Linked DNA regions of Homo sapiens: region 1 is linked to region 2. A link is a loop called in an ENCODE intact Hi-C map of the cell type or tissue named here. Cell type or tissue: HepG2. All regions are shown on one strand. Each heading gives the region's core, and the rest is flanking DNA. Links, peaks and the distances in the headings are about the cores only.

What was found. A loop is a pair of places that touch in the nucleus more often than their neighbours do. Peaks named below come from ENCODE experiments on the same cell type or tissue, not always from the same donor. Only the 100,000 strongest peaks of a DNase experiment are listed, where the experiment ranks them.
Region 1: it touches region 2 in a loop (15-fold over the local background); 3 of 110 quality-filtered maps call a loop at or near these places.

Annotation. Positions count from the first base shown.
Region 1 is chr14:38,012,594-38,021,898 of GRCh38, reverse strand. All of the region lies in intron 3 of LOC105370456 (a long non-coding RNA gene), which reads left to right. Among named protein-coding and RNA genes, the nearest start is that of LINC00517, 120 kb to the right of the region's middle. In HepG2, for the core only: a CTCF peak has its summit at 5,201 (motif pointing right); a DNase peak (open chromatin) is centred at 5,198.
Region 2 is chr14:37,899,123-37,908,427 of GRCh38, reverse strand. It overlaps LINC00517 (long intergenic non-protein coding RNA 517), which reads left to right and starts at 6,304. Exons shown (of 2, transcript NR_135286.1): 1 at 6,304-6,412; 2 at 9,018-9,305. In HepG2, for the core only: a CTCF peak has its summit at 4,662; a DNase peak (open chromatin) is centred at 4,647; H3K4me3 peaks cover 282 bases.

The sequences.
Region 1 (9,305 bases), core at 606-8,605, 110 kb before region 2:
CACGATTTTTGTCATATCCACATTTTACCTATAGTATTAGTAATTTTCTTTTCTTTTAAGTTGACTCACATTTTTACCTCCATACATTAATTTCAAAGGAAGCTACAATAAAAGTAGCATATCACTCATCATAAACAAGAAGTAAATATAGATATGTAATCATTAAAACATAAAAATTTTGTCACCCCCCTGAAAATTATCTGCATACCATATTTTGAAAAATTATTGTACAGAGATTTATAATTTATAGATTTCTCTAGCATAAATTAATCCATTTAATTTTCACAAGAATTCTATGAATTTGGCAAGCAGATACAGTATAACCATCCACATTTTAGAGACAAGAAAACAAGGACTGGCTCTTTAAAAAAAAAAAAAAAAAAAAAAAAGTAGAGTTTTCATACCGAAAGAGAGCTTGCTGTTGTTTTTGTTTGAAGCCCATATTATCTAATTTTGTACAGTTTATGTGTGACTTTTCCAGGTTCGTTTGTGGTCTAAGAGTCTAAAATTCAAGACTACAGTTCTTCTAGAACACTGTTTTAATTGATTCCTTACTCACTTACAATCAAAAATCTTCTTGTGACTGTCCACATTTTGATTGCACTAAAACTGTGCCAAAATAAATATATTTGAAATAATTGATAATTTATGGAACCCTTAAAAACCTTCTTAACACAAAAATTTTATGTGGTAAGGTAGGTAACATTTTTCTATGCTGCAAATTAAGAAATCATGAAATATTTAAATAATTTGTCCCAAATCAAACATCTTTCTCTACAATTAGAAACACCAAAAATTGTTAAATTTGTGTGAAAACTCGAGAGGTTTAAGATAGCGCTTTATAAATCATATTGGAAAACAACACTATTATGTGAAATTCCTCACAGCAAAAATATGTTATAAAATGTCTTAGCGATTTTTTTCACTTCACTAATGAAGAGGTAAGTTGTAATCATCTAAAGCAAATAGTGATACTAAAATCACAGATAGATATTTAAGCAAGAGATAACACATACTCTTAGTCAAAGACACAGGAAATATTACATAAACATTCAACAAAAACATTCATAAGAAAAGAAAATTGGCATTATATCATTGAGAATTACATTCATTCATTCTACAAATAAAATATTCTTAAATTCCTATTGCTTCTATAATTCTCATTTTAGTTTATTTTCAATTATATAACATGGGCATTTTAAAATTTGTGATGATATAGAGGGATATTAAATATAAATAAATGTTTCTCCCTCTTTCCTTTCTTCATTCTCCCTCCTTTCTTCATTCTCCCTCTCCCCAGTCCTACTTCCTAATTTCATTCACCAGAGGTAATCATTATTAAATTTTTGTGTGTGTATATGCTTTCAGAAGTTTGATGCATATGCATATGCTTTGTTTTTAGGCAAACGGAATCTGAAAATACTTACATACACACTGTTTTGAATCATTTTTTCTTGATATCGATATCTTTTTATGTTGTTATATACCAACCTTTTACATTCTTTTAATTGTAACAGAGTGTTCCATTGAATATATGTGCAACCATTTATATTGCTGGTTGTCAGATTTTTTTTCTGTAAAGAATCATATGGCAAATATTTCAGGCTTTGTGAAATATTTGGTCTCTGTCACAACTATTCAACTCTGCCATTGATAATACATAACTGATGGGTATGGCTGTACTCTGATAAAACTTGACAAAAACAGGCTATAGGCGGGATTTGGCCCACAAAACATAGTTTATTGACCCCTGATCTAAATAATTAGTGACCTATAATATCTAAATAATAGTCACAGTATAAACAAGTTATTTTCTGTTTGTTGCTATTAAAAATAGTGCTGCTATGGGACTCTTTAATGTATTTGCATTTGCTCGATTAAGTTAAAATGAATACACCACAGAGTATTTAAAATATTGCTTTATGTGTGAAAAAACAATCCTGTATATTCTGGGCTTCTGTCCATCAAGTGCTTGTGTTCTCTCCATGGACAAATAGATATTTTCTGTCTGTGCTGTTTTATTTTTTTATCTGGCCACTTTCCTACCTTACTATTGGCTAAATGAAAAATCCAGAGACTCGAATCTATTATTGTATCTATTTCCTGTTTCCCCTGACTTGTGTTATCCAGGGATTAGTGACAAGAAAGTGTTATCCTTATGGGAGAGGAACTGTCTAACTCAAAGATTATATGTGAAGGGAAAGCTTAATGGAGATTGAATTAAATACCTGGTATTTTTCTTTTCAACTATTTTCTCTTTCATTTTCTTTTTTTTTTTTTTCAGAGATTCTTTGTGGCAAGTTGAGTTTGTATCAGAATAGCTCCAGACAATGGAGAGATTCTAGAATCAGCTTTTAGCCTTTAATTAAAGACCTGAAAGATATTGCTATCAGCCACTTCAAGGTATAGAGAAATTAATACTCTGAACTGCAGGGTATCTGAGAGAACAAGTAATCAGATGCTGTGTTATCACAGAAGATAATGGGCACTATTTCTTGCTCCTCCTTGAGTTAAATGTTTATACAATGTCTGGCAAGACCCTTACAGGTAGAGCTAAACAGCATCTTCTGTTCCAGCTTTTCTACAAACGGTCTCATGATCAGCCCCTGCAGACATATGAATTTTAACTCAGTTTTGCTTCCTTTGTAGTTGAAGTGCTCATTGGGGATGTCATTACTATCTGGAGAACTTGCATTTTCCTTTTTCACTAGGCTTAGCAAAATAAAGTCCTTGTGTCTTTCGTTCCTCATCATCCCAGCAGACTTTTAGGCTGAGATTTTTGAACAAATATATTTGTACTTGAAATTTATTGAATTTGTGGCTGAATGTCTCACCTTTAGAGAGGATCACTCAACACCTGAATAAGACTCCCAAACTAACAAAGGAGCTATAAACCCATGAAGTATTGCTGATAAGGCAGTTGATATTAATCTGGGTCTGAAATCTGGCTTGACGGAAATCCAGTCAGGCTCATTGGATTCTTCCTATGTCATGGTATGCATGATCCTGACTTTTTCATGAGCTAGCTTATCCTAATCAATATTATCTGGCATACTATACTTCATAAAATAAGGTTATATTCCCCTTAATGTTCAAATTAATCCACTTTGAGCTCCTCCCACTTATCCAGAGAATGTCTTACTTTTCTTGCTAGTGTTTCACTCCCTTTTCGTAATAAATCATTGAAGGCCAGTGGTATTTATTCAAACAGGAAAGGCCAGTTCTGGTTATTAGTGACTTACAGAAAAGACACTGGAAAGGTTCATCAACCCCTTGACATGTATCATTCTTAATTGTATTTGCTGATGTTGCTGCCAAAAATCAGAGTCTGGCAGTACTGTAGTGATCCAGGCGTGAGCTGCCATAGAAACCAGGCTTTTTGGTGATAGTTTCTCAGGAGAGAGCAGAAAAAGGCAAATTTTCTCTTCTCAGTGTTACAACTACCTCTGGTCTCCCCACATAAAGCATTATAGGAAACTGGAAAAAGTTTCCCTAAGAGACTGAATCCTTTGTGTTACAACCTTGTAATGACTACCCAAGAGTAGTCTCTCAAATTAATATAACCAAAGAAAGGAGAGTGGGCCATTTACTATAGCCTGAAATATCCTGCTGTCCTTGCACCTCAGGAGACTTTCCTAGCAGTACGTTCAGCTGAAAACATGAATATCCTTGTTCAGAAAACTCACAAAAGGGCTTTTTGATAAGGCCCTATGTTGACACAAAAAATTAGTTTTGGATATGGACTGGAAATATCTATTTTGACAATACATCCTTTCATCTACCACCAACCCTCTCTACACACAAACACACATATATAAATTCACATCTATTATGTGTAACTTTGCTCCATCCAAACAGCCACAAAGAAGCTGACCCTGATACCAACTGGAACTGGCTGCAGATGATGAAACTATCCTCTCTAGCTTGTCCACATAGCCTGCCCACGTCCACAGAGGAGAGGCCCATAACCAGGGTGTTGTCAACAGCACAGCACCTTCAGAACTACAGGGGATACAGGACATTGTCATGAATTGAGGGAAGAGAAAATGTGTAACTACATTAACCCAGGGTAAAAAGATATGATTCTTATCTTCTCCTGTGACACACACATATACACATACACACACACACACACACACACAAGCACACACCCACTCAAACTCTTAACAGACCACCTTATAATGAAAGAAATGCTGAGTTCACCATAGGCTGTGCTTTGAGCTAGCTCTCTAGGACCTTTTGACAGGCTTGTGTTAACAGTTTTGGAATAAAGAACGTGACTTTTCTTCCAGTAAGTTTCACCTCAGGGGCCAGGGAGGGCTACCCCAGTACATATGATTAAGTTTAATAACTTTCAAACTTAAAATTATCAAGGGTTACAGCACCATTCTCCTCCCCCACAGCCCAAAAGCAATTTGACTCCTTGACAAAGTTGCCCGTCTCTTCTTGGGCAACTTTTAAAATGAAGGTGTGTTAGTCTGTTCTTGCATTGCTGTAAAAAAATACACGGGAGCCACCAAAGCTTACAGCTTGCACCCTGTGAAGTGGTGGGCCACGCTGCACATGGGCTTCTTTGAGCCAAGGCTGGAGACAGAGTGGCATAGAGGCAGGGAACAGTGTCCTGAGGCTATGCAGGTCAGCAAGGCCCTGTCTTCACTTCTGGGTTCCCTCAGAATCAGTCTAATCTCACTTTCAGATCACAGCTATTTGAGTATTGTCAGGCAGCTACCAGATGCTTTCCAAAGCTTTCTTTCTCTAGATTGAATATCTCTGATTGTTTCAACTATCACCCATTATGGTAGGATTTTAGTAACTTAATTATCCTTTTCATCTTTACCAAACACACTTTTGGAGAGCACCAGCATGCTGGGTTTCAGGGACCATGCTTTTAGGGTGTTCCATATAGTTGATCATCATAATAATATTAATTATAACAATAAGAAGCTAATATTTAATGTATACCAACTGCATACAAGGATTGCATTGAATGACTGATGTGCTCTTACTCTCTTACTACCTACAATACCCCTGATGCAGTTTGAGTGCTCCAGAAGCTGATGCTAGGACAGAGTTTGGAGAATGTCTGTCAAGAATCAAAACTTGTAAAAGAAAGGGAAATTTGTGAAAGGAAGCACAATTGCCCTGAGAGAGAAATTGAATTGTGGTGTAGGCCTGACAAGGCCTCAGCCAAACCAGCAGGGGGCTCTGAAGCAATTACATTGCCCAACAAAGTTGTCCCATATGGGACCCAAATGACTGATCCTTTATGAAAACCATAAACACACTGCACCATTACTGGATGCAGATTGCCCAAACGTGGGAATGATCTCAGGTAATGTGACTCTGCATCTCAGGCAGACCTTAAGGGCAAATTGATGGAGGCCGTCTGCTGACTATTGTCTTTACAGCTGGGCAGGTCTTTCCTAGAAGAGGGGTCTTGTCAGTACATCTCCATTTCCACCACAAACCTATAAGGCCAATACTTTTATTTTTCCCATTTTACACATAAGGAAACTGAGATATAGACAGATTAAGTAATTTACAAAGATAATACAGCTTGTAACTTAAAAAATGATGAAAATATCTCTTCTGTAGTTAAAATCAAAGTATGTTAGATTAAATGTACTCGAAAACTGAAAATCTACTTCATTCCCCTACACTTCCAGACAACATGCTATATATTAGAGAAACTGCCAAGAACTGTGAAGGTCTGAGACTTTACCTTACTTGCAAGCTAACAAGCCTGCCCCATTTCGTGGATGTTGTAGAAGACATGATACTCTGGGGTCAGAGAAAAGGACTTGATTACTCACAGCACAGTGGGCAGTATGAGCTTCATGTTCACACCAATCTCCCTTCTCCATCACCACCCTCCTCTTAGTTGTATGCAAGTGATATTAAGGCATCCCAGGTGGATACTGCACCCACAGTGGATTTGTGTCACAGCTGAGGAACCTGGAGCTTAGGAAATTCCATCCTTTAAAGGAGATTGCTAGAATACCTCCTAATCATTTGCCTCAAGGGAAATATTTTTATTATCCTAGCCAGAAGAAAGTCTACCTTCTGTTGTAGGGTAAGACACTACATTTTCCAAGGTTGTTTGCTATACAAACATTTTTGAAAATACAGTCCATAATAAAAATTGATGCAATATGTGCAGAAATGCCAAGAAAATTGTCTCCCAAAAGATACAAAGAGAAAAATGACATAATCTCTGCCTTACATCAATCTAGAGAAGGTAATAATAAAATCAAAATGTAACTATAAAACACTATATAGATTTTTATAGGTGGGTAAAAGACCACGAAGCTACAGGAACAGATAGAGGAAGAAACCAATAGCTGGTTAAGGCTAGGGAAGCCTTCATATAGTAGGTGATGTTTGAGTGTTTACTGTTTTCTAGAATTTAATCAGTTCCTAGTAACATTTGAATAAAATAGGAAAGATGATATGGTTTGGCTGTGTCCCCACCCAAATCTCATCTTGAATTCCCACATGTTGTGGGAGGAACCTGGTAGGAGGTAATTAAATCATGGGGGCAAGTCTTTCCCATTCTGTTCTCATGATAGTGAATAAGTCTCTGAGATCTGATTATTTTAAAAAGAGGCATTCCCCTGCACAAGCTCTCTCATTTTTTGCCTGCCATTATCCACATAAGATGTGACTTGCTCCTCCTTGCCTTCCACCATGATTGTGAGGCTTCCCCAGCCACGTAGAACTCTAAGTCCAATTAAACCTCTTTCTTCTGTAAATTGCTCAGTCTCAGGTATGTCTTTATGAGCAGTGTGAAAATGGACTAATACAGAAAGAAAGATAGATAGGATACCTCATGATCATGAAATTCACCAGCATACAAAGGATATAAACTACTTTTGTAGTAAAAATGTGGGTCCTAAAGATTTTAAGCTTTAGGCAGAATGATGGTGACGGAAACATGTGCAAAACGGCCTTAAAAAATCTAATAACCTTTCCTTCATTGCTTTCATAGGAAATAACAGTGCCCAGTAACCAGAATATCTATACATTATATTTGATATTCAAATTAATATATTCGAAACATTATTGCATTTCAGAATATAGATGAATAGTTATAAATATACAGCATGAAATATGCATTTTATCCAATCTGCTGCTTTATCTAGCAGAAGGTCATTAAGGATTATTTGTAAATTTAGAACTGTGTTACATTTGCTCCACTCAATCATGTTTCATAAAAATCTGTGCTTTGTCTTATGTTCTTCTTATATTCTATTCTCCAGAAGAGAGGTGACCCTTAGAGTAACATCTCTGACTCCTTGAGTTTAAACCTTGGACATTTCTGAAAGCTTTGGGTAAAGGTACTGCTGGTTAGACTAGAGAGGGATCAGCTAAATTGATAATATGCAGTGAGATATAAGGAATTAAGGAAAAGAAAGAAAAAAGAGAGAGTAAAATCAGAGTTGAAGTCCAAAATCTTCTCTGCAACATTTTTGAACCCCAACAAACTTCTAATGAAGACAGACTTCTAATATAGAGACTTAAAAATCCTATCTGCACAAAAGTAATTACTCTTTTCTTTTGCACACTGAGGATGAAACAATTCCCTCTCCATATTGCACATACTTTACAAGGTGCATAAAAAGAAAAGCATCTTCATCTGTCTGACAATGGCATCTATTCTATATACCACAAAGCTAGTCCATAGCTTTATCTTTCCATCCTTTCCTTACCTTATGTTCTTCTCATTCCCTTCAATGTCAAAACCTCAACTTTATGGAGAGAACAGAGGCCATTGGGCATGAGCTCAATTCAACTGCAGAAATGTTTATTCATGCCTACCACATGCAGTGCCACACTGAGTGGTGGCAATTCAAAGACACCTAAGACATAGTCTCACCTTTCAAGATGCTTGCCTTTCCATCTTCGCCCTTCCTTCCATCTACGTATTTCTCTCCTCCACATTCTTCTTTTCTCTTTCTTTCAGTATGAGCTTGCCTGAGACTAATCCTTCCAGACAGAACTCTTGATTGCATCCTTCCTTTACTTTTCGTGTTCCTTGCTTATCATTCCACTTAATTTCACCTCTATTATTAACATCTTTTTAGTGGCTCTATCTTCTTAATATATAAATTATACTAAAATTTTTACCCTTAGTTTTTAAAACATGCAGGCATTGATCCCTGTGTAATTACCATATTACCCCCTCTCTCTCTCTTCACAACTGAGCCTCTAGAATTGTCTTTGTTCATTGTCTACTTCTCCACCTCCCATTCACTTCACAAAGCAATTCAGTTTGGGTTCTACATCCACCTTTCATTGGATGTCACTGTCATATGCTCAGTGCCAATCCTCCAGATGCCCTTCGGTTTACACAAAGGACAATTATAGTCTCCCCTCCTGTATTGGGAAATTTTTGCATTGTTGTAAAGAAATACTTAAGGCTGGGAAATTTATAAAGAAAAGAGGTTTAATTGGATTATAGTTCTGCAGGCTTTACAGAAGCATGGTGCTGACATCTGCTCAGTTTCTGGGAAGGCCTCAGGAAGCTTGCAATCATATCAGAAAGCAAAGGGGAAGCAGGCATGTCAGATGGTGAAAGCAAGAGCAAGAGAGAGAGAGTTGTGGGGAGGTGCTGCATACTTTTAAAATCTTGCAAGACCTTACTTTCATGAAGACAGCACCAGAACATGAGGGATCCATCCCCGTGACCAAAAATACCCACAACCCAGCCCACCTTCAGCATTGTGGATCACAATTCAAGATGAGATTTGGGAAGGGACAAATATCCAAACTATATTATTCTACCCCTGGCCCTTCCCAAATTTCATGTCCTTCTCACATTGTAAAATACAGTCTTGCCTTCCCAACAGTCTCCTAAAGTCTTGATTCATTCCAACATTAACTCAAAAGTCCAAAGTCTCATCTGAGACAAGGCAAGGCCCTTCAGAACAAGTTTTTTACTTCAAGGATACAATGGAGATATAGGAATTGAGTAAAAGGGAGAAATTGCCCAAAGGAAAGGGGCTACAGGCCCTATGCAAGTTCAAAACCCAGCAGAGCAGTCATTAAATCTTAAAGCTCCAAAGTAATCTCCTTTAACTCCATGTTCCACATCCGGGGCACACTGATGCTAGGGGTGGGCACCCAAGGCCTTGGGTAGCTCTGTTTTTATGGTTTTGCAGGGTAAAATTTCCAAGGCTGCTCTCACAGGATGTTGAGCGCCTGAGGCTTTTCCAGGAGCAAAGTGCAAGCTCCTGGTGGATCTACCATTCTCAGATCTGAAGGATAGTGGTCCTTTTCTCACCACTCCACTAGGCAGTACCCCA
Region 2 (9,305 bases), core at 338-8,337:
GCAGTCATCCCTTTACTCCTACCCAGTGTCCCTGTCTCAAGCCTTTGACTGAATATGGATGAACATAGCCCCTCTAGATGTTTGTCTGAGAGACTTCATGAGACCTGGTCTTAATGTCAGACCGTTACTAGAAATTGCATTGATCTCTAGATAACGATCCTATACACGTCTTTTTATGTGCACCCAGAGTATTTCTCTAGATAGATAAATAGATAGATCTATAGATAGTTCTGTATATCAATATAGCTATATTAATATTGGTATATCTATAGATCTAGGTAGATAGATATGTGACAGATAGAATCTAGATCTATCTGTGTGTCTGTGCATCTATGTGTAAGTATAAAAAACCTGTATATTGAACAAGCATGATTTATGATGTACTAAAAAGACAACAGTCCCACACTATTCCTTTGGTTTGGTGTTTTGTTTTTTCCTATTTAATGTAAACTTTTAAATTGAAATATAATATACAGAGAAAAGTTTACAAATCTTAAATATGCACCTTGAATTTTTACGTAGTATCCTTGTACCCAACAATAAGATGAAAACTAAAACATTATCAGCACTTCAGCCACCCTCTTTGTGCCTCTTTCCAATAATTTATTGTTCTCAAAAGTAATTACTACTCTGCCTTATATCACCACAGATTAGTTTTACCTATTTTTGAACGTTATATAAATGGAATTATATTTTATGTATCCTTTTGTGTCTAGCTTCCTTTGTTCCAGATTATGTTTTTGAGATCCGTTCATGTTATAAACGGCCAGAAATGTTCATTCTCATTGCTCTATAGTATTTCACTCTATGAATATGTCACAATTTATTTACCTTTCTTCCTGTTGGTATACATTTGGTTTGTGTTCAGTTTGGAGCTATAAACGTGTCTTTTGGCGCATATATACTGAGTTTTAAAGTATGTTTATATACAACTCTGGCAGCTTTTGCCAAACAGTTTTCTAAGCAGTGCATGAAAGCTTCACTTGCTCCAAATCCGAACTTTTAGTATTGTCAATTTTTTAAAATGTATCCATTCTTGTAGGTGTCTAGTGATATTTTCCTGTTTCACGTGCTTATTGGCCTTTTAAATATCCTCTTCTGTGAAGTGTCTGTTCAAGGACTTTCCTATTTTTTATTAGGTTGTTTGTCTTTTTCTCATTGATTTGTAGAAGTTCTTTATATATTATGGGCATTAATCCGTCATCAGATATATGTATTGCAAAATACCTTCTTCTACTCTATGGCTTACCTTTCCATTCTCTTACTAATTACATTTCTACAGCAATAAAGAGCAGTCTCCTCTACCTCATTTATTTCTTTATATAAGTATGGATGCATGAGTTTTTATCTTATTCTATATGGGTTATAATCCATTATTCTCATTATATATTTTGTTGGTTAAAGTCCCTTAGATTTGTCCATTGGGAGATCCTTGTGGCATATCCTTGTCTTTTTCATGCTTCATTTGCTTTTAGTGCCATAAGATGTTTCATGCTTTCTGTATTTTTCCTGCTCTAGACCTGAACACAATGATTTCTCCAAAGAGCCCTGTTCCATTTGTAATGGATAATGGTACTTAGAAACCAAGATCTAGGTCCTTGCTGTGCTCATTGCTACTAGGGAATAATTGGCTCTAGGCCCTCACTAAATACATAGCTAAATAATGTGTGTGTGTGTGTGTGTGTGTGTACTCACACATCTAAATTTATTTCTGTATCTGTCCAACTGTGTGTACACATATATTTAAAATCATAAACTCATATTACTCTCTGATATCTTGGTTTGCAATCACTTTAGCTTCCTCAGATATGCCTGTGACACAGTCCTCCCTGTCTTCCAGCTACAAAGAACACATTTCAAACACCTTGTGCAGTTCCCTTGAACCTCCCTCTCTAGATGCAGGGTTAGAAGGTGACAGCCCCCACCCCCCGCGACCCACCCCAAATGGGAAAGGAACTTATACCTGTCTCACAGTCCAATTCAGAGAAAACTCCTCACTAACTTCTTTGCAAAATCCTCTCTGAGGAGCCCAGAAGCTTGAAACACCTTCTTGGTTCCATTTGCCTTGTAAACCTGCCTCTCACTCTTCCTATCTGGCATACTGGTACTCAAACACTGAGGCACAAAAAGCGCCCCAAGCTAATAGTTTACATGCATTCTATAGATTTTCTCCAGGTTCTGACTAGGGAAAAGGAATAGCTTTCAACACATTAGAAAGTGATCGTGGGGCAGTATGGGGAAGACTTTTCTAAATTCTAGCAGTTAGTTAAGATAGGACACAGCAAAAGGGATGGGTGGTTACCTTTTCCCACTATTTCCTTGTTGGTAATACGTAGATCAAGGTTCCTGATCAACCACATGACAGTTAGAAGCAATTCCCCAAGATGTTGCTAAGTCAAAAAAGTATTTTTACATTTTCCATGACACTATGCCTCTGCAACTCCATGTACTTTTGTGAGTATCTTAATGCAAAGGTTAGAGGGTGAATCAGATGTCACTGGTTGGTCATCACCACACATTAGAAATCTTTGTATGTGTTTTAGATTTTGTAAGGTTGTTTTAAGTTATTTTTAGTAGAATCTTTAATGTGGAAGAGCATTAAAAGAAGATGAAAATACATCAAAAGTATGCATAAATTTTGGTCTGTCCTGGGTAATTTGATCAAACAAAATGTATAGCTGCTCTAATTTCTATAAATGATTTCCTATAACTTTAAAAATTAAAATAATAGCCAGTTGACTCAATACTGCACCAGAATTTTGGGGATAGGTTTCAATGAGTATAGGCAGCTAGTTCTGGATGGAGTGTTTGGGACTATCAGGATTTGTAGAATCTCTGCTTGCTGGGACAGCTTACCAACCTTTGGAGGGGATTTTTCTGAGGGTTGTAACTGAAATAGCCCATTTCCATTCGAGCGCTAAGTAGGGTGGCAAACAAGCTTACCAGTAATAATCACAAAGACCAATAGTGATAGAAAAAAGTAAGTCTAATCTTCATCTCTCTTTAATAGACTGAGTTACTAAAGAATGAGTTTGAACTCCAATAAGTCTGATCTTCATCTCTCTTTAATAGACTGAGTTACTAAAGAGTGAGTTCAAACTCCAATAAGTCTGATCTTCATCTCTCTTTAATAGACTGAGTTACTAAAGAGTGAGTTCAAACTCCAATCTCCTTAATTTTTACCTTGATAGACTTTCTGTTCTCCCCTTTCAGTATTGTCGGTACCACATTATTTTTATCACCAATATGATGGATAAAGGGAACACTTTTCCTGACTTGAATACAGACAGGGTATATATCATGTTTCTAACTGTGTTCTTACTTGTGCAGAAGAGCAGGGCTAAAAAGCTAGAAGCCCAAAAGAGAGTTGCTAACACTTTGATGACCTGTTTACTTTCTCATGTCATCAATTATCATGGACAGTAAATCAATTGTTCTGATTGGTTTCCTACAGCACGGCATAGAATGCATTTCTTTATATATTTAGATACTGTCATTGATCATTACTCTTTAATTAGTATTGTATGGCCAGTCTCCAGCACCCAGTAAATTAGCAATGCTTCGAAAGTCAACTAGAATTCAATCTTCCTCTGTCTGTTGTTTTAAATTATTAATTCACTTACTTAACTAACATCACTAACATTTACTAACCTTTAAGCACTGTTCTAGGCTTTGTGGTCATTACATCATAATCATTCATCATCACTTTCATGATAAAATAGGAACGAATATTGTTTGAGCTAGTGTTTTACTAAATGCTGCATAAAAAGCACAATAAAATGGCATAGAGATCTACACTGGGAGGCTGAGGCTGGTGAAATGCTTAAGCCCAGGAGTTCTAGACCAGCCTGGGCAACATAATGAAACCCCATCTCTACCAACAAAATAAAAATAAAAAAAAATAAGTTGCCAGGTGTGGTGGCGCACACCTGTAGTCCCAGCTACTTGGGAGCCTGAGGCACGAGAATCACTTGAACCTGGCAGGTGGAGATTGCAGTGAGCTGAGATCACGCCACTGCACTCCAACCTGGGGGACAGAGTACGACCCTGCCTCAAAAAAAAAAAAAAAAAAAAAAGGTAAAGAAAAGGCATACAGACCTAAAAGTAGGGATAAGTGCTTCCATTTGAAAATACTAAGAAAGTTTTCATAGAGGACTAAGAGAACTTAGTATCCAAGCTTCTTTGTAAAAGTAAGTAGGTTTTAAACAGATAACATTGGAGGGTGAAGGAAGAATATTCCTAATAAATGAGATAGCATGGAAAAGTATACAAATATCCAAACAGTGACAAACAGCACAATATGACTAAGGTGTGTGGTGTACTTAAAGACAGATTTCTTCTTTATCAAAAGAAACAGTTTCGGAAATGTAGATTTGAAATAAGTCAGAGATTGCTCAGAATGACAACCTAAAAGACTTGGATTTTCCTTAGCAATCTTTCCAGTAAATAAAATAAACTTCGACATTTTATTTACTTAAAAAATTCCAACTGAAGATTTGCCAGTTTTTTCTGTCTGAATTTCTTATCTAAAGCAAAAAATTCAAAATCTACATATTTAATGTGTTACAGTATCAATCAGGTGATTTTTAAAAATAAATTGAAATTATTTTACTTTATTGCTTACATTATGTGTTAGACAGCGACACCTCATGGTAAAATATTATTTTACAGCCAAGTGTATGATCGAGGAAGAACACAGACGAAAGCCCGCGAATGGCGTCAGAAGAGTTTTCTCAGCATAGAGATTGCCCAGGATTATAGCAAGGGGTGTGATGGACTTAGCTAAGGGCAGTAAAAGAGATGGCAGGAGATTGGGAGGGACCCAACATTTCCTGAGGGAATTACTAAGTTCCAACACAGCATCAGTATTCGGAACTCTCCATGCCCATGTTCCCTGCATCTGCCAGACAATGACAAGCTCAAAATATTTCTAAGAGTAGCGTAAGAGTGAAAAATGCACATCTAGAATTTGGTTCCTGCAGGTCCCTGGGTATTAATGCATGCATACCAACAAGATAAACTCCAAATGTCTAAATGTTTGGACACCACCCATAAATGATGAAAATTTATAAGAACTGTCTTACATATATTCTTGAAGTCTTTCAAAAAACAGAGGTAATATGGCACAGTGTTATAAAAACACTTTCATTCCCATGAGGCTACTGTTCTGGTCACCACCAGTTCAAAGGCCACTGCATCATCTGTCTACAGATGGTCGTGGCTTTGTGCTAGAGGTATCTTCTCTTTTGATTACATCTTGAGAATAGAGTAGGTAATAATCCGGGCTAGGATAGTGGGGACAAACTGATTCTATTGACAAGGTTGAGTCTCTCTCATGCTCACACAACAACTCCAATAATGTTCAAAGCATACATTCTCTTGCCCACCAACCATCTACAATTGGCAAACTCAGAAAGAAAATGTTCAGTTGTTTCAATGAAAAGGGAACTTATTTCTCATTTAGGCTCTAGCTGTGTTTAATATGAAGACCTGTCTTCACTCTACATGACTGGAACTCCAACCTTTAGTGCAATGTATCTTGGACTTGAGGAGAAAACATGAAAGTCAATGCAAAACATCTCTGTCATTTAGTCTTCCACTCACATTTTCAAGTACTACTAGTACTAATAACCCTGTTTGCTTACATGATTCTAACTGGGTACATTTCACTTCAACTTTTAGCTCAGCATTGTAATTTTAGCTCTTCTTCGTGGATCAGACCACATAACAACTCCGAATCATGTTTTTATTATGACAAAAGTTTGTGGATAAAATTCACTTTGCTAAATGACATTAATTTAACACGATGTATTGAATATCTGCTATGTGCCCATTACAGAACTAGGTTCAAGGCAAAGGCCAACAGAAAATAAGCATACTTAGTTTCCAACATCAAATGTGTGTTTTTCCTCTACATTTGCATCCAAAGAAAATACTCTTATGCACATCAGGTTTAATCTCTTAGCTTGACTTACGCTAAATTTATATTATATAGAGACTAAAATATGCTTTCAAAATTTTCAATTTCTATTCTTGTCTGTTTTGTAATCTCCCAAGAACATCTGGAAGCTGGGGAAAACATCAGAGCAAGTGAAGAATGTTCAAATATACAGGGACCATCCAGAGACATGTGGCCTGCACGTTGATGAGCAATGTGAACTGAATTACTGTTGTATCTGGAGGAATTCCATAAAAGAGAGTAATCAGTCTATTTGGATCCCAACTGCCTTTTCCTGTCCCCAAAGGGCGGGAACTAGTGTGGGTGGAAAAACCCAATGCATCCCAAGGCAGTCCTGCCTTCTAAAGCGCCCGCCAGGACAGGCTCCTGGTGGGTTGTAAGGAGAACGGCAGGAAGAAGTGCTCCCAGGAAGCTGCCTAGCCACCGCCACCACCACAGGGTTCCATCCAACTGGTAGGAAACATGCCCTCTTGGCAAGACATATCCTAAAGAGACTGATTCTCCTTCTGTCTCTCCTGTTTTCTCCACTTCTAGCAGAACAATGTTCCCAGTGAGAATCATGAAAAGATAGTGATGTCTTTTTCTCCATAAGTTTGTTTATTTCCTTTAGCATGAATCCAAGCCCAGTTTAATTCTCTAAAACCACAGCTGGTCAACATCCCTCATAAAATTAAATAATAAACAGCTATATGAAGTGCATACTGCATGACTGTCACACATCTACAAGAACTTTTCAAACTTTCTTGGCCACTTTGTGGTGTGTGAAATATCTATAAGCAACAGATAGTGTAATATTTTCTGAACTCAATCTGAAGTTTTCTGTTATTTGATTGATGATTTTAGACCATTCATATCTTACATGAAAAGAGATGCACATGCCTTGCCATTTCATCTGATTTTAGGTTTACTATTCCTTATTCTTTATTGTTATTTCCTCTTTTCTATTTTCTTACGTTGGCTGACTTGGTCACATTTTTTTCATTCCCTTGCCTTCATCACCCCTCCACCTCCATCTCTACCTCCACTAATTGGAAACTTAAGCTGTGTTTATTAATCTTGCTGATAATTGGATCTGTATTGCTCTATTAATGTGTCTAAATTAAAATAATATAATTATGCCCTGCCACCTGAATATTTTGCTTTATCACTCCCTTCCCTGCCATGCTCCCTTCTAAGCCCACAGTTTTGCTGAACTAGGAATTGTCCTGAGAACTTTCTTCCACAATGGCTCAGCAGATCTCCATTTTAAACCGGCAGTCTGCAAACTCAGCCCTGAGGACACAGCCAGCCCGCTTCCAGGCATCTCCTGCGAGCTGCTCCCAGGAAAGAACAGCAAAGCAACCTGGTCCAGTGTAGACATGCTGTTCAAATCATCTGTGGTTGAATGACTATTTTTTTAATTTAATCTTTTGCAGACATTTTTGGTAAAACATTATATAAATGAATTACTAGAAAAAAAGAAATACAAAAGTAAAAACATATGAAATATAAGCCCCAATCTTTTGTTATTAGATTCAATACACATAGAAATAAATTTTAATACATACAATCAAAACAAACAGCATGGGATAAAATAAAAGAATCCCAAAACCATATGAATGATTCATTGAAAGTATGTTTACAGATTAATATAGAAAATGCTTATTATACTAGCCGCTTTTACTCATTGTGCAATGAAAACAAAAAGTTATGAAAGAAATAATGGTCTCTGTGGTAAGTACTGTGTAGATACTTTGTACAAACACTATACATATCAACATTTAAGGTTTCTAATGTTACAAAGGAACTTGTTTCTTGCTTATTAACTTATCTAAATCAAATTGAATTGGCAACAATACTGCTTACAGGGCATGACAGGTATCTAGTTTCTATGTTTTCTTTTAATAAAACTGATAGTAGAGAAACAAGTCTTAACCAGAGGTATGTTGGCAAGGACAGAATAAGATATTTTAAAGGCATCTGAGCAAGATCAGAATATTCATTGTCAACTTTTATCTAAAATGAAGCAAGTGACACTACATTTGCAAAACTTAACTTCTATCCTTGTTAATCTTTTGTCCTTATTCAATAAAAGAATCCTTATTCTTTTATCCTTATCAGTAGCAACTCACAACAATTTATCCTGTAAAGTTGTAGTTAAATTTGTGTTATTTTAATGAAAGCAGTGGATTTTGGATTTTATACACTTTTAGATTTGAGTTTACCAATTAATTTTAAAATATCACCTGCTGTAAATAACTTGGTTCTACTGTGCCTGCCGAATTCCAAACCCTGAATTGGTCTAGATACTCTTCAGGGAGACAAGTCACCTGACCACATGCTTGGATGTCATGGCAATGACAAAAAAAAATTCTGTAAGTTTCTAAATGCCTACTCTCAACCTCAATACAAACAGTTCACAGACCACTATTGGTCCACAGATCGGACTTCAAATAATAGTGACCTAGAAGGCATTGCTGGAGGCTGGAAGGAAACTCTGGTTTTCCTCCTTTGAGGGTTAGAGTGAGACTGGAAAGATTGTCACCACCTGGGGAGCTTTGGTAAAAGATAAATCCCAGGGGCTCTTACCTGTGTTTTCCCTGCTGGAAGCTTTTCACTGGTGAATCCATCTGTCTGTGGTGACTTCTACATACACATTCTAGAGCAGCACTGTCCAACAGAACATTCTGTGATGGTGGGAATGAGCTAGACCTGTGCAATCCAATTCGATAGCCACTTGCCACGAATGGCTACCGGGCACTTGAAATGTGGCTAGTGCAACTGAGGAACTGGAATTTTTATTTTATCTTAATTGATTTTAATTTAAATGGCCACAGCTGGCCAGGGACTACTGTATTGGACAGGACAGCCTAGAAGCTTTTGTCTGGCTGGGACACCATATGGGAAGGGCCCCATCTGGTAAGCAGAGGCTGGGAGTCTGGGGCTGACATGGCAGAGTGCAGCCTGCTTTGCCGGGAGCTCCAGGGCACAAGAGGTTCCAAGCAGCTAAGAGGAAAAGGGAACTGCCATCCCAGATGGGCTCTGGTCAGCTCTCTACATGTCTTTTATCTCTCTGCAGACTTATGGCATCAGGAGCTTTGAATTGTCTCATCTCCAAGACTCTGAAGGTCCTTACAACACTAGCAATCCCCTTCATGCCTTAGGGGATCTCTACATGATGTCCTGCTCAGATGATGGAAAGCCAGCCCCCTTCCTCTTGCAAACTGGCTTCTTGCACAGTCACCTGGCCTTAGACTAGAACCATGGCTCTCAAATTTCAGGGAAAGTATGATCAAGCAGTTCATCAGGAAGCACAAATGCCACATGGACAGGGCAATTCTTTTTCAAGAAGACCCACAGACTTCTC